2 separate regions of the Homo sapiens genome follow, and region 1 is linked to region 2. Evidence: chromatin contacts called from ENCODE Hi-C or POLR2A ChIA-PET data. All regions are on one chromosome and are shown on one strand. The core of a region is the stretch at or near the end of the contact, and the rest is flanking DNA. Distances in the headings are between cores, read along the strand shown. Region 1 overlaps GLI2 (GLI family zinc finger 2). Region 2 overlaps GLI2 (GLI family zinc finger 2).

The links. A loop is a pair of places that touch in the nucleus more often than their neighbours do. ChIA-PET counts read pairs that join two places held with the same protein, here RNA polymerase II (POLR2A). Pooled maps may share reads with other maps.
Region 1: a loop to region 2 is called in a map of gastrocnemius medialis, with 3 times the contacts of the local background. The contact joins two enhancer-like sites. A Hi-C loop is called at or near these places in 9 of 168 maps with a recorded cell type or tissue (PC-9, aorta, ascending aorta and 5 more) and 8 of 50 pooled maps. POLR2A ChIA-PET finds 5 or more read pairs at or near these places in 3 of 52 experiments (A549, AG04450 and BJ).

What each region holds. Positions count from the first base shown.
Region 1 is chr2:120,913,712-120,919,444 of GRCh38, reverse strand. The region is part of intron 2 of GLI2 (GLI family zinc finger 2); the gene reads right to left. Among named protein-coding and RNA genes, the nearest start is that of GLI2, 180 kb to the right of the region's middle. RefSeq lists enhancers at 3,355-4,128, 4,129-4,902. Within about 2 kb of position 4,127, at least 16 of the 41 ENCODE cell types and tissues checked have a DNase peak (open chromatin) inside an H3K27ac peak, as active enhancers do.
Region 2 is chr2:120,875,244-120,881,393 of GRCh38, reverse strand. The region is part of intron 2 of GLI2 (GLI family zinc finger 2); the gene reads right to left. Among named protein-coding and RNA genes, the nearest start is that of GLI2, 140 kb to the right of the region's middle. Within about 2 kb of position 1,838, at least 2 of the 41 ENCODE cell types and tissues checked have a DNase peak (open chromatin) inside an H3K27ac peak, as active enhancers do.

The sequences.
Region 1 (5,733 bases), core at 2,878-5,377, 36 kb before region 2:
CGCACACAAAGCACTCCTGGGGTGCCTGCTCTGCGTCGGGTCGGGCACTCTTACGTGAGGAGTGGACTCCAATCAGCTGAAGTGGAGGCATTCTTACTTGGCACGTCTCTGGGATGACTGGAGAAGGGCTTTTTGACATCCAATTTTGTTCCCACTATGGGGGACTTTGGGATTCTCCAGTTAAAAACTAATTTATCATGTTCCTTTAACTTAGAATTCCTTGCATATTAAGTAACATCCAGCACAGTATTATTTTCTTAGAAGCAAACAGAACTTGGGAGTCATGGGAATGGATTCACACCAAAGTGTAGATGGCTTACTGGTTGCTTTTCTCCTAATGGAAGGACCTAGGCACAAAATACACCAATATCTTTGGCAAAAGAAGGCGCTAGTGTAGAAGAAAGAAAAAAGCAGTAGAGGGGCAGGCTGGAAGTCAAGGTAACCTTTGCAGTCAGAGTGAAGTCCAGCTTGCTCCAGTGTCACACATCAGCCAGAGGACAGTCCTACAGGACATCACCTGTCCCTGTTGTCTAAGGAGCTTGGGATAGGAGCAGAACGCACCTGAGCCATGAATCCAGACAGACCTGAGTGTGAACCACGGCTCTGTCATTCGCTAGCAAGTAATGAGTGTTCCAAGCTTCAGTTTCATCATCTGTAAAATAGGAATGACATCAACCCAACTGCTGTGAAGAATATTTATGGTGGGCTGGGCGCAGTGGCTCACGCCTGTAATCCCAACTCTTTGGGAGGCCGAGGTGGGTGGATCACCTGAGGTCAGGAGTTTGACACCATCCTGGCCAACATGGCGAAACCCCATCTCTACTAAAAATACAAAAATTAGCCAGGGGTGGTGGTGCAAGCCTGTAATCCCAGTTACTGGAGAGGCTGAGGCAGGAGAATAACTTGAACCTGGGAGCTGGAGGTTGCAGTGAGCTGAGATTGCGCCAATGCACTCCAGCCTGGGAGACAGAGAGAGGCTCCATATCCAAAAAAAAAAAAAAAAAAAGAATATTTATGGTGTCCATAGAGTAGAAACCCCTAATAAGTCATAATGCCCTTCCCCATCTCTGAGCAGATGTGACAAGGGTCCCGGTGCTATGGTAATGAAGAGAACTTTTCCTCCATTCCCAGTATAAGGGACATTGAGATGTATCAGATAGAAACTCATATAAGGCATCCACCGATGCTCCCTCCTTCAGCCATCCAGGTCTGATCTAGGGATACGATGTAGTTCAGACACATCACCCCACTCATATGGCCTTGACATACACAGGGTTTGGGCTCCACCCAGCCCAGCTCTGCAGCTGTCTCTGGAATCCACGGCGGAGCTGCTCACCACCCAGGGCAGAGTTCTCCATGCACAGATGTGTACTCTGTGCAAACTCACTGCTTGACAGAGTGAGGATGCAGGAACTGATGAAAGCCATGGCTTTGCAGGAAAGATCTTCTATAAATTAATCCCTGCTGGCCACTCACCCCTATTCCCAGATGACCAATCCCCAGGAGGCTTAGGCTGGCTACTACAAGCTCTGGTGGTTCCCACCATTCTTTCCCTAGTGTCTGTGTCCATGCTGCCCGCAGAAAATAAGCAGGGGAGGGAACTTGCAAGGTGGTCTGGGAGTTCAGGTGAACACTATTGTGAATTCCGTTTAAAAGGAGGGCTCCCACTCTCCTTGTCTGCATCAGCCACATATCCCATGGCTGCAGCAATAACTCCCCTCTTGGGAAAGTCAGCAGCAGGAGAAGCCCAAGGCAGAAGGGATGTGACCAGGTCCCAGCCTATGACATCTCATGAAGGCTCCTCCTGTGTGCTGCAAGGCAGCAGCAGTGCAGAGGATGGGGTCTCCTCTACAATTCAATTATTTTACACCAAACCCAGTACTACTTCCCTCCAGGAAAGGGGGCGCATGGATGGCCTGGACAAAGCTGCAAGGAGGGCAAGGCTGGGCAGGGTACTGCATCTTCAGGCTGCTTCTGGGCTCTGCCAGGAAGCACAGGCTCAGGAGAACAGAGTGGGGCCTGAATGCACACATGTGCCATCTCGGGGCCCTGGGCCAGGTCTGAGTTGTCAAACAAGAACAGATGCACCACTGGCTACATGGTCGTCAATGACTCCCCAGTCTCAACAGAGAGAAAGAAAGTGAGAGTGATTGCTACTTTCCATTCCACGCTTAATGTACAATTTGATCAGTTAAACCACTTAATCCTATATGAAACAGGAATGTGAAGACACCTTATGAAATGAAAAATGTTAACCTCATGGGTAAGGATGGCGATCAGCACCGTCATTCTGGTGATGAACCCCAGAAGGCCAGCGCCCTCCCAACACCAATGATGCTGGATGTCAGCTTGCTGTTTGCATGGCTAAGGTCGCTTCTGGCCATTTATTCTGGGCTTGTCACAAATCCCATGGAGCAAGACTCTGCTCTCTCCTATTCCTGTGGAGATCCCAGGCCCAATCCCCAGGGAAGTTGTACCTAAAGGCTTCCCAGAAGATACCAGAAACGACGACACCAGCTTCAAAGAAGAGGCTGGATGCTCCCTCCTTCAACCATCCAGGTCTGATCTAGGGATACGATGTAGTTCAGACACATTGTCCCACTAATATGGCCTTGACATACACAGGCTTTGGGCCCCATCAAGCCTGGCTCCACAGCTGTCTCTGGAATCCACGGCGGAGCTGCTCACCACCCAGGGCAGAGTTCTCCATCCACAGTTGGAAGTCACAACCACACACCCTGCTGCAGGTCAAGGCTTCCCCTACTCGCTCAATGTAAGAGGACGCTGCTCATGGGCTCTGGAGGCCACAGAGAACAAGAGGCATAATTCCTGCCCACAGGGAGTGCCCCGGGGCGCTGCTGTGTAAGCCACTGCCACAGCTGGAGAGCCTGACCCTGCGGGATTCAGCGAGGCCCACGCAGCACAAACTGCCCAAGTGGCCTCAAAGTCAGGAAAAGATTTCCATGAGGTCTGGAGCAGCCAGGAAGGCTCATTGGAAGAGGCCAGACCTGGCAGAGCCAGAAGGAAGGGGGAGGATGGCAGGCTCTTCAGGCTCAGGGCAGTGCGGACAGTGAGCCCAGGATGCCCAATTGTGCCCTGGCACTGAACCGAGTGAAGTGTAAGCCCCGGTGCAAAGCATGTGGCCTCTCCTATACATACAGGATGAGGAACATCTCTTGCTGGCGTCCTCGAGAGGAACACATGATGTAATACACATAGTAAGAGGTACATGATGAAGCACCCACTAAGCCCTGATATCGGGGTTTCTCAGGCTGTTGCTGGGCCCTGTTGCCAGAGCTCCTGCCTCAGTGAGCCTGGGCATGTCTAACAGGTTCCCAGTGATGCAGATGCTGCTGCTCCAGGGACCACCCCGGGAGGGAGACTCACAGGCCCTTTGGCATTTCCACACTTGCTGTGGCTCCATAGTTCCCAGTTGCACAGTAAGGAAGGGGAAATCATTTATCATGTCCATGCGCCTACTAGGCATTGTACTAACTGGAGAAACTCAACACAGAAGATCAGAGAGGCGGGAGTGGGGGAGACATTTGAATCCTGGTGACCATTTACCAGTGCTTCTGAGCAGCAGCTGCAAGGGGTCTGGGTGCCACTGGGAATGCAGGTTTGGAAGGCATCCAGGGGTCTGTGCTTTTCGATGGTACATGAATGAAAGTGCACACCAGGGCTGGGAGAGGCTGCCAGGGACTTTCTCCCCTTGCTAGGGAGCCTTGGTCTGTTCTGAGATCCTGACACTTTCAAAGGCCAGCCCTTCAGCCACGTGAGCCCAGGTGACCAGGTGTTCGTTCGCAAATGAGGACGAAGTCACTGGCCTAAGCATCAGAGGTAGGAAGCACCAAAAGAGCACGAATCATGGAAAACCTCCTTCCCCAGGGCCTTATGCAAATGGCACCATGATTTTCAATAATAAGCCACAGGACAGGAGAATTCCAGAGGCCCTCCTGATGCCCAGCCACCACCCCACAGGAAGCATTTAATAAGAATAATATCCTGAATGGCCACTCCACAACGTGCAACTAAAAAGTGCTTCTGTCTCACTTGGGGGAAAAACGTGGGGGGAGGAATTAAAATCAGACAGGAAATTCCAACACCACGAGCTGGCTGGTGTCCGGCTGGCTGAGGCCCAGGCCACTCACGCAATCAGGCCTGCCCTGCAGACACAGCCTAGCAGGACCCGTGGCCTCTGCTGGGTCCGCCCACGCACACTGCCCACCCCAGGCTGAGGTGTTACTTGACAAATTAGCTGCCGAAAGAGAGAGTGTGCTGGGCTGGGGCCAGCACAGCCACTCCACACCAGGCACAGAGTTCTGAGACTGGTCTCCTGGTGAGGGCAGGTAGGGATGCAGAGGGACCTGCACATTCCAGGGTGAGGAGTGTGCTCCAGCCAACGCCACGGGAGAGGCCAGCCCCGTGCCATTTGGGTCTGGCCGCTCGGGAGCCAGGCAGTCATGGGATCTGTTCCCTGCAACAGTGGCCTTGAAGTGACAGGAGACAGGCCACAAGAGGCGGCATAGTGTCCTGTTGGACAGAGCTGAGGCTGCCGCCAGTGCCACAGCCAAGTCTGGCTTGATTGCTGACTCACCGAACCTTCCTGTGCCTCGGTGTCCTTATCTGTAAAATGAGGATAGGGACAGGACCCATGTCAGAGGGAGACTGTGAAGTGGAGAAGAGCTAGTGCAGGGCCAGGCACGCAGTAGGGCCCCGAAGGGTGCCGGTGTGGCCATCCCTACAGACCCCTCTGCTGGGCTCCTGCCCCTTTAGCAAGGGGTGGGAGACTGGGGTGAGCTCCAGAGGGACACCTGGGAGATCCCCGCCATCACAAGGAATGGGAGGGGCTGCCTGTCTGTCTGGGTAGACATGTAGAGTCCCACATTAGAGAATTTTAGGGCTGGAAGAAACAATAGGGCTGGTCAAGCTTGCTTAAGGTTGAAAACTCTGTCTTGGTCACAGAAGGTTTCTAAAAAAGTAGTGTGCAGCCTCCCCACTGCAAAATGCAATAGATTTGAAGCCCAGAGGACCATGGCTCCCAGGGACCCTGGCACCTTGCAGAATCCAATGCAGAAAGCAGGAATCCAGCCCAGGAGCTGGAGGAGACGGTGCCCAGGCCCTAGTGCTCCTTCCACCTGTCACAGGCCAGGGCTAGGCCAGGTGGCCTGGGATGGATTCAGGCTTTCCCCTAAAATCTTGCTGCCCCTTGACATACTCATTTGACAGTATACACTGGCGACCCCGTCAGCTGGCAGGGACCTTGTCGGCTAGCTATTGCAATGCTGACTGGTCCCCGGCAAGAAGCCCACTTGTCGCAGGTGATTCTCCCTTTCAGGAGGATGACCATGCCATTCCTCTGTCTGGTCCCCACGGGTCGTGAAGGTGTCACTTGCCATTCTGTGTACTTAACTAGCATCCAGCCCCTTCCCTGCAGAGCCCAACAAGAGGTTTCTTGATCTGGCTTATAGGTCCTGCCTTGCGTCCTGCCGAGAGCATCAAGTCCCAGCTTTGCACTCTGCCATAGCTCTTGAGACGACAGTAAGGCCACCACATTTGGTCTCCACCAGGCCCTGGTGATGGTTTCCCAGGCTGAGCCAAGGCACCTCTTTATTCCAGGCTGCATTCTGAGGCAGGGCCTGCCACAGACAATCAATGACCTTTAAAACCGGGCAGCGGAATCAGCCACCTGGACAAGCAAACGAGCACTGGGGCTGGACTTACTGTCTTTCT
Region 2 (6,150 bases), core at 589-3,088:
CTGCCCTCTCCCCACTGTCCTCCCTGCCACTGTCCTTCTCCACCCATCCTCCTCCCCACCTGTCCTCTGACATTCAAGCAGGACCCTGGGGAAGGGGGCCAGGCCTTTCACAAGGAGATACTGCCCAGCCTCAGTGCTTCTAGGCATGGTGTAGGGAACTTCAGGGATGTGTTGACTATGACAGGGTATTTGGAGTAGGATTCAGAAGCCCTGAACTTGAGTTGCCTTTCTTGAAAGCGTCACATTGAAGATCTTGGAACCTCTGTGTGCCTGAAAGGGTGTCAGGTGCTTTAGATAAATTTGCTTAGTTAATTCCACCGACCATCTTATAAGGTTAGTGACTTGCCCCCATTTTACAGATTCAGAAATGGAGGTGCACAAGGTTATGTTATCATGGTAACAGGGGGTGCTGCCTTCGAAGGATGGCAAATAAGAAAGACAAATTTCACATTTTGCTCCCTGGTGGGGGCAGGGGGGGATATTTGCATTTCCATCCATGTAGCTAGGTAGATGCTATGCTGGGACTTGTGTTCAATGGCTGAAAACAATTATTCAACACCCCAGATTAAGCTCATTTTCACCTCACATACCAACATTTTAATTTTCAAAAGCAGTTCAAATCACAATTCTGCTAGAGAAAGACATACTTTAGCCAGGAGGTACACATTTATAATCTCTCTCATACGCAGATACCTCAATTGTCCTAACCTAGCCCATAGCTGCTTTTTTCTGGTTTTCTTGCTGTCTGGGGTGTTTCAGGACCTGGACAGAAAAACCACAGGCTCAGCCTCTTGGTGGGGCAAAGCAGAGCTATGTTTGTTTGTGAATGACCACAGATGTGACCTGGTTTCCCCTCCTGCGGGCAGAGCCGGGGCTGGAACAGGTGGTGGAGTTGGAAAGAGAGCCCTTGTCTGCGAGGCGGGGAAGGAGGAAGGAGGATGGCGGGGTGATGGGGACTTCAGGCAATGGGATTAAACCTCAGAGGCTGGACTTCGGTGGGGAAGATGGATGAATTTAATCAGCCCTCTTGCCTTAAACCTGAATGAAAAGTAATGAAGTTTGCCCAATTCTCTAATTAAAATTCCCAACTAGCAAAACTCCAATGGCTGTGCAGTGGAAATTCATGTAAAACAGAGAGAAAACAAAGCATCTGGACGACGGGCTCTAAGCTGGCGACCACTCAGCACTACCTGTTTGCAGAGACAAACCTTTCGCTTTTCCATCCCTCACACTCCAGGGTCCTTTAAGACAACTTTCTTTCCCCAGTAACAGCCCCCTACAGGATGAAGGTTGGGAAGTCAGACACAGCCCAGTTTAACACTGTGCACAGAGAGGGAATAAAGCAGCTTGAAGCGGCACCTCTGGCCACACCGATTTATTCCTACCCTCGTCTCTAGCATGATGTGCAGAAATATGAAAATATACACACTTCCCTATATGAGCATTTTAACCAGCACTTAAAATCCTAAATGCTGAAATATGGCTGGCCGTGGAGGCTCAGCTAGAGGCTGGAGAAAATGACTGGCTGGCTTCTCTGGCTCAAGAGCCCGCCTCCCGCGGCAGACGGGCTCTCATAGGTTACAAGCTCCTCATTAGAACAGGCGCGTGCAGAGTTTAACACACTCAATTGGAATCTACTGCTTTTCGTCCACAAACTCCTAAGTAGTAATTATGGGTTACTGCAGGGTGACAGCCCAGCCGTTAAGTGACTCCAGCCTGAGATTCATCCAGGCATCCAGCCCGTGGTGGGGCCGCAGCCAGAGGCAGGCAGGTGGCCACGTGTCACCTGAGAGTGCTGTCCAGCCCGCCGTGGCCTGGCTGGGGTGCCATCCGACCACTGTGGACACCATCCTCCTCCTAACTGCTCATGCTGCCTCCCCACGCACGGGTGAGGAACTACTGCACTGATCTCAGGTTATCTCCTGCCTGGCTAGGAGGTCTCTCTATGTTCACTCTGGGGCTCCCTCCAATCCACCAGAATGAGGATTCTAACACAAAAACCTGATCAAAACCCAAGCTCTGAAGCTGGGCACACAGCCCCTCCAGACCTGGCTGCAACTGACTCTCCAGCCCTTCCCAACACTCAGCTGCAGCCACTAAGTGCCTCCACTAGTACCAAGCCCTTTTTCATCTCACCCATTGTCCTGGGAACAAGTCTGGGCTGCACAGTGTCTGGCGAAAGGCCTCATGCTGGGCCCCAGGAAAGCACATAAGCCATAGAAAGTGAAGTCCCTGCCCCTCCTGGGGAAGGAAACTGATCCGCAACCGAGATCCATGAGCTAATGCCAGGCCCAGGCAGCCAGCAGCCAGCGCCATTCCAAACCCCACGGGGCAATGCCGGAGGAGACACACACTATCCTCTCCATGCTCGCAGACTGAGCTTCTGAGGATGCTGAGATAACAGAATTGGGCAAGAAGGGGTGAGCTGGAGGACTGCAGCCAGAAGAAAGATTTTTTTTTTTTTTTAAGATGGAGTCTCGCTCTGTCACCCAGGCTGGAGTGCAGTGGTGTGATCTCGGTTCACTGCAACCTCTGCCTCCTGGGTTCAAGCGATTCTCCTGACTTCCTGAGTAGCTGGGATTACAGGCACGCACCACCACGCCCGGCTAATTTTTTGTATTTTTAGTAGAGACGGGGTTTCACTGTGTTAGCCAGGATGGTCTCGATCTCCTGACCTGTGATCCGCCTGCCTTGGCCTCCCAAAGTGCTGAGATTACAGGCGTGAGCCACCGTGCCTGGCCGAAAGATTTTTAAAACCAGAAAAATGAGACCAAGTGTGTTTTTTCTTTTTGTGACAGGATATGAGTTTAAAAAAATAACTTTTATACTGTGTATGTAATTCTGTATCCTTTTTTTCCTTTTAATATTGTACTATGTCATTAAGATTCTTCATAAATATTTCAGTGGATTCATACTGTCTCAGTCCATAGCTAGACACTAATTTATTTAAACTTTCCCCTTTATTCAGCCAAGTCTTTAAACACCATAAAGTGACTTTACTGCAACCATGATTCTGCTTAGGCAGCTCTTCCTGGACCTAATTTTTTGTATAAAGAGATGGGCTTCCTCAGTTAGAGCCATTATTGGCAAGAAGAAATAACTAATACATTTGACGGTGGTATCGTAAGGAGAAAAGATTGTCTTGACTTCCTTGCTCTGCCCCTGGGAGGGAGGATACACATAATGAATATCTGTGGCTGAAGGAAGAACAAATAGGTAAGTGAGGGAGTCAGTGAATCACAGAATATTCCCCCAGGTCTATTTTTCTGAAGTTCACAATTCTTCAGTTTCTCATCAGGGACCCAGGCTCAGTCAACACTTTAATGTATCCATATTGATCTCAACAGTTTTTCCTAGATGTTAATATAAAAGAATGTTCGAGAAAATAAATCTTTTAATAGCAAATTCCAGTATCAAAACTAAGGCAATTGGTACAACCACTTTGGACAGCTGGCAGTATTTATCAGAGCTGACCACATGTGCCCCCTATAACCCAGCAGTTCCATTCCTAGGTATATACCTGGGAAAAATGCACATAGACATTCATCGAGACCGTACAAGGATGTTCATAAGCAGCACAGAATAGCCCCAAATTGGAAACAACCCAAATGCCCATCAACATCAGAAAACGTTGGTATATTGTGCTATATCCACAATAACAGGAAAAAATATTATTCAACAATAAGAAGAGCAAACCACGACTACAGGTAATAACACGAATGAATCCCCTAAACATAAGAAAGCAACCAGATAGAAAAGTGCACACACTGCATAATTCCATTGACATAAAGAACAAAAGCAAGCAAAACCAAGCTATGCTCTCAGAAGTCAGAAGTATGGTTGTCCCAAAATGGGGGAGTGGTGGCTAGTGACTGGGAGTGGGCACAGGGGGGCTTCGGCTCATGGTCATGGTCTGTCTCTTGATCTGGGTGCTGGTTACGTGGATGTGTTCAAACGACAAAAATTCACCACGCCCTCCACTTAAGATGCATGCACTTTACGGTTATGTATGTTGTATTTGCATATTTTTTTTGAAGGATGCGTGGCCATTTTGAAGCCACATCAAAATAGTTTAAAACTTTCTCAAATATCTACACACAAGGCCCTGGAGAAACAAATAAGTGACCCAGGGTCTGTGCATTGGGTCCACAGTCTGATCTCAGGGAGTTCAGACTGATGTGGTGTGATAGGCAAGCTGGGAAGAGCTCCAGGGACAGTGCTCAGGGGCAGGCTCTGACCTGCTGGAGGAGGAGGGGAGGCCAGGCAAGCCACCCCAAGGTCATGCTGAGGAGCTGGGCCAAGCCCCATGCAAATGCATCACCGGCTGACCCAAGGCCGAGGCCCCGCTCCTCCCAGGCCTTCTCAGGCCTCTTGTCTTCCAACTTACTGCTGCCTACTGAGTGAGCAGTGGACCAGCCCAGGTTCCATGGGGCCTGAAGCTTACACAGTTGGGGGCACGTCTTAAGTAAAAGAATATTAAACAAGGAACCTACAGTTAAGCACAGGGACACGGAAAGGGCCGTGCAAACAGGGCCCAAATCCTAAACATCATTCTGCAAGTGCATCTGCCTTTTCAGAATGAGCCTCCACCTGCCTCGGACCCCACGTGCCTGACCCTGACATGGGCGGCCTCAGCAGAGCCAGCAGAACCTTGCTCCTCCCTGCCGACCCACTGGGAGCTGGCACACAAAGCCCCAGTGGAGCCAGGCCTTCCTCAGAGGGCATGTGACTCACCTGTGTCCCTCCTCCAACCCTGCCAGCTGCAAACCCCTGCAAGAAAAGTCCCCCTCCTCCACCTTCTGCCATCCCCTACTTGTCTGATTTCTCCGGTGAGTATTTTAAACTGTATTAAGTGATTTTTAAATCTTCCTCCTGGTGAGATTTGATCTCATTTATCTTCGCTGCTGGGAGAATATCAGTGAGCTTCCGGGGGAAGTGTGGCTGCTGGAGCAGCTGAGCGGAGAGACCCACTGCCACCATTTTGGATGTTTAAGAAATTCAGCTCCTGATTCCACTTTGCATTTATTTATTTGTTTGTTTGTTTATTTTTTTGAGACGGAGTCTCGCTCTGTCGCCCAGGCTGGAGTGCAGTGGCGCTATCTCGGCTCACTGCAAGCTCCGTGGCCTGGGTTCACGCCACTCTCCCGCCTCAGCCTCCCGAGTAGCTGGGACTACAGGCACCCGCCACCACGCCCGGCTAAGTTTTTTGTATTTTTAGTAGAGACGGGGTTTCACCGCGTTAGCCAGGATGGTCTCCATCTCCTGACCTCGTGATCTGCCCGCCTAGGCCTCCCAAAGTGCTGGGATTACAGGTGTGAGCCACCGCACCCGGCCTGCATTTATTTTTGTAAGGAGCATTTGGCATGGCTTTAACTTTTCCCCTCCATAACCAATTGTCTCAGCACTGCCTACTGAACAGTCCATTCTTTCCCTAAGATTTGAACTGCCATCCTTGTTAAAAGAGAACGAAATCCCCAGTTGTACTTGTCTCTATTTCTGGCCCCTCCGTTCTGTCCCAACACTGTGTTTTAATCACTACAGCTTTATAGTATGGTTTAGCATCTGGTAGGCCAGCCCCCCCACCTCATCCCCCATCACTGTCATCTTTTAGTCCTGGCTCTTTGGCGTTTTGTTGCCTTCCATGTGAATTTTATAGTCAGCTTAGAGAATTCCACTAGAATCCTCCTGGGGTTTAGATCGTGCCTGACCGCCCAGAATTTATAGGTAATAACACACGCAAGGGTGTCCTGAGGCGAAGAAGAGGAATACTGTCTGCAGAAGCCTGGCTGCAACTAGTGCTCCATAAACAGCAGCAGCTGTTAGCACCGCCGTTAGCACTCGGCACAGGGCGGGGTCTGCAGGACAGGCTGTGTCTACTGTAACTCTCCTTGCAAATCCTTCCAAGACCGTCCTCTTCTCTGCCTAGCCTCAAGGGCCATTTCCCCACGGAGAAAGGACTTTGCTCCTTCCCCATATACCCTCCTCCAAGTGAGCAGCACTGTGGTCCCTCTCGTTCCCAGAGCTTGAATCCCTAGGCTATGATGGCCAGCCCAAAGTCACTTTATGGGCCTTCCCTCTAGATGTGGTCCACTTTTCCAGGCTCCTTTGTCCACACTGTGCCTGTTAGCACCCAGAGCCAACAACAGACAC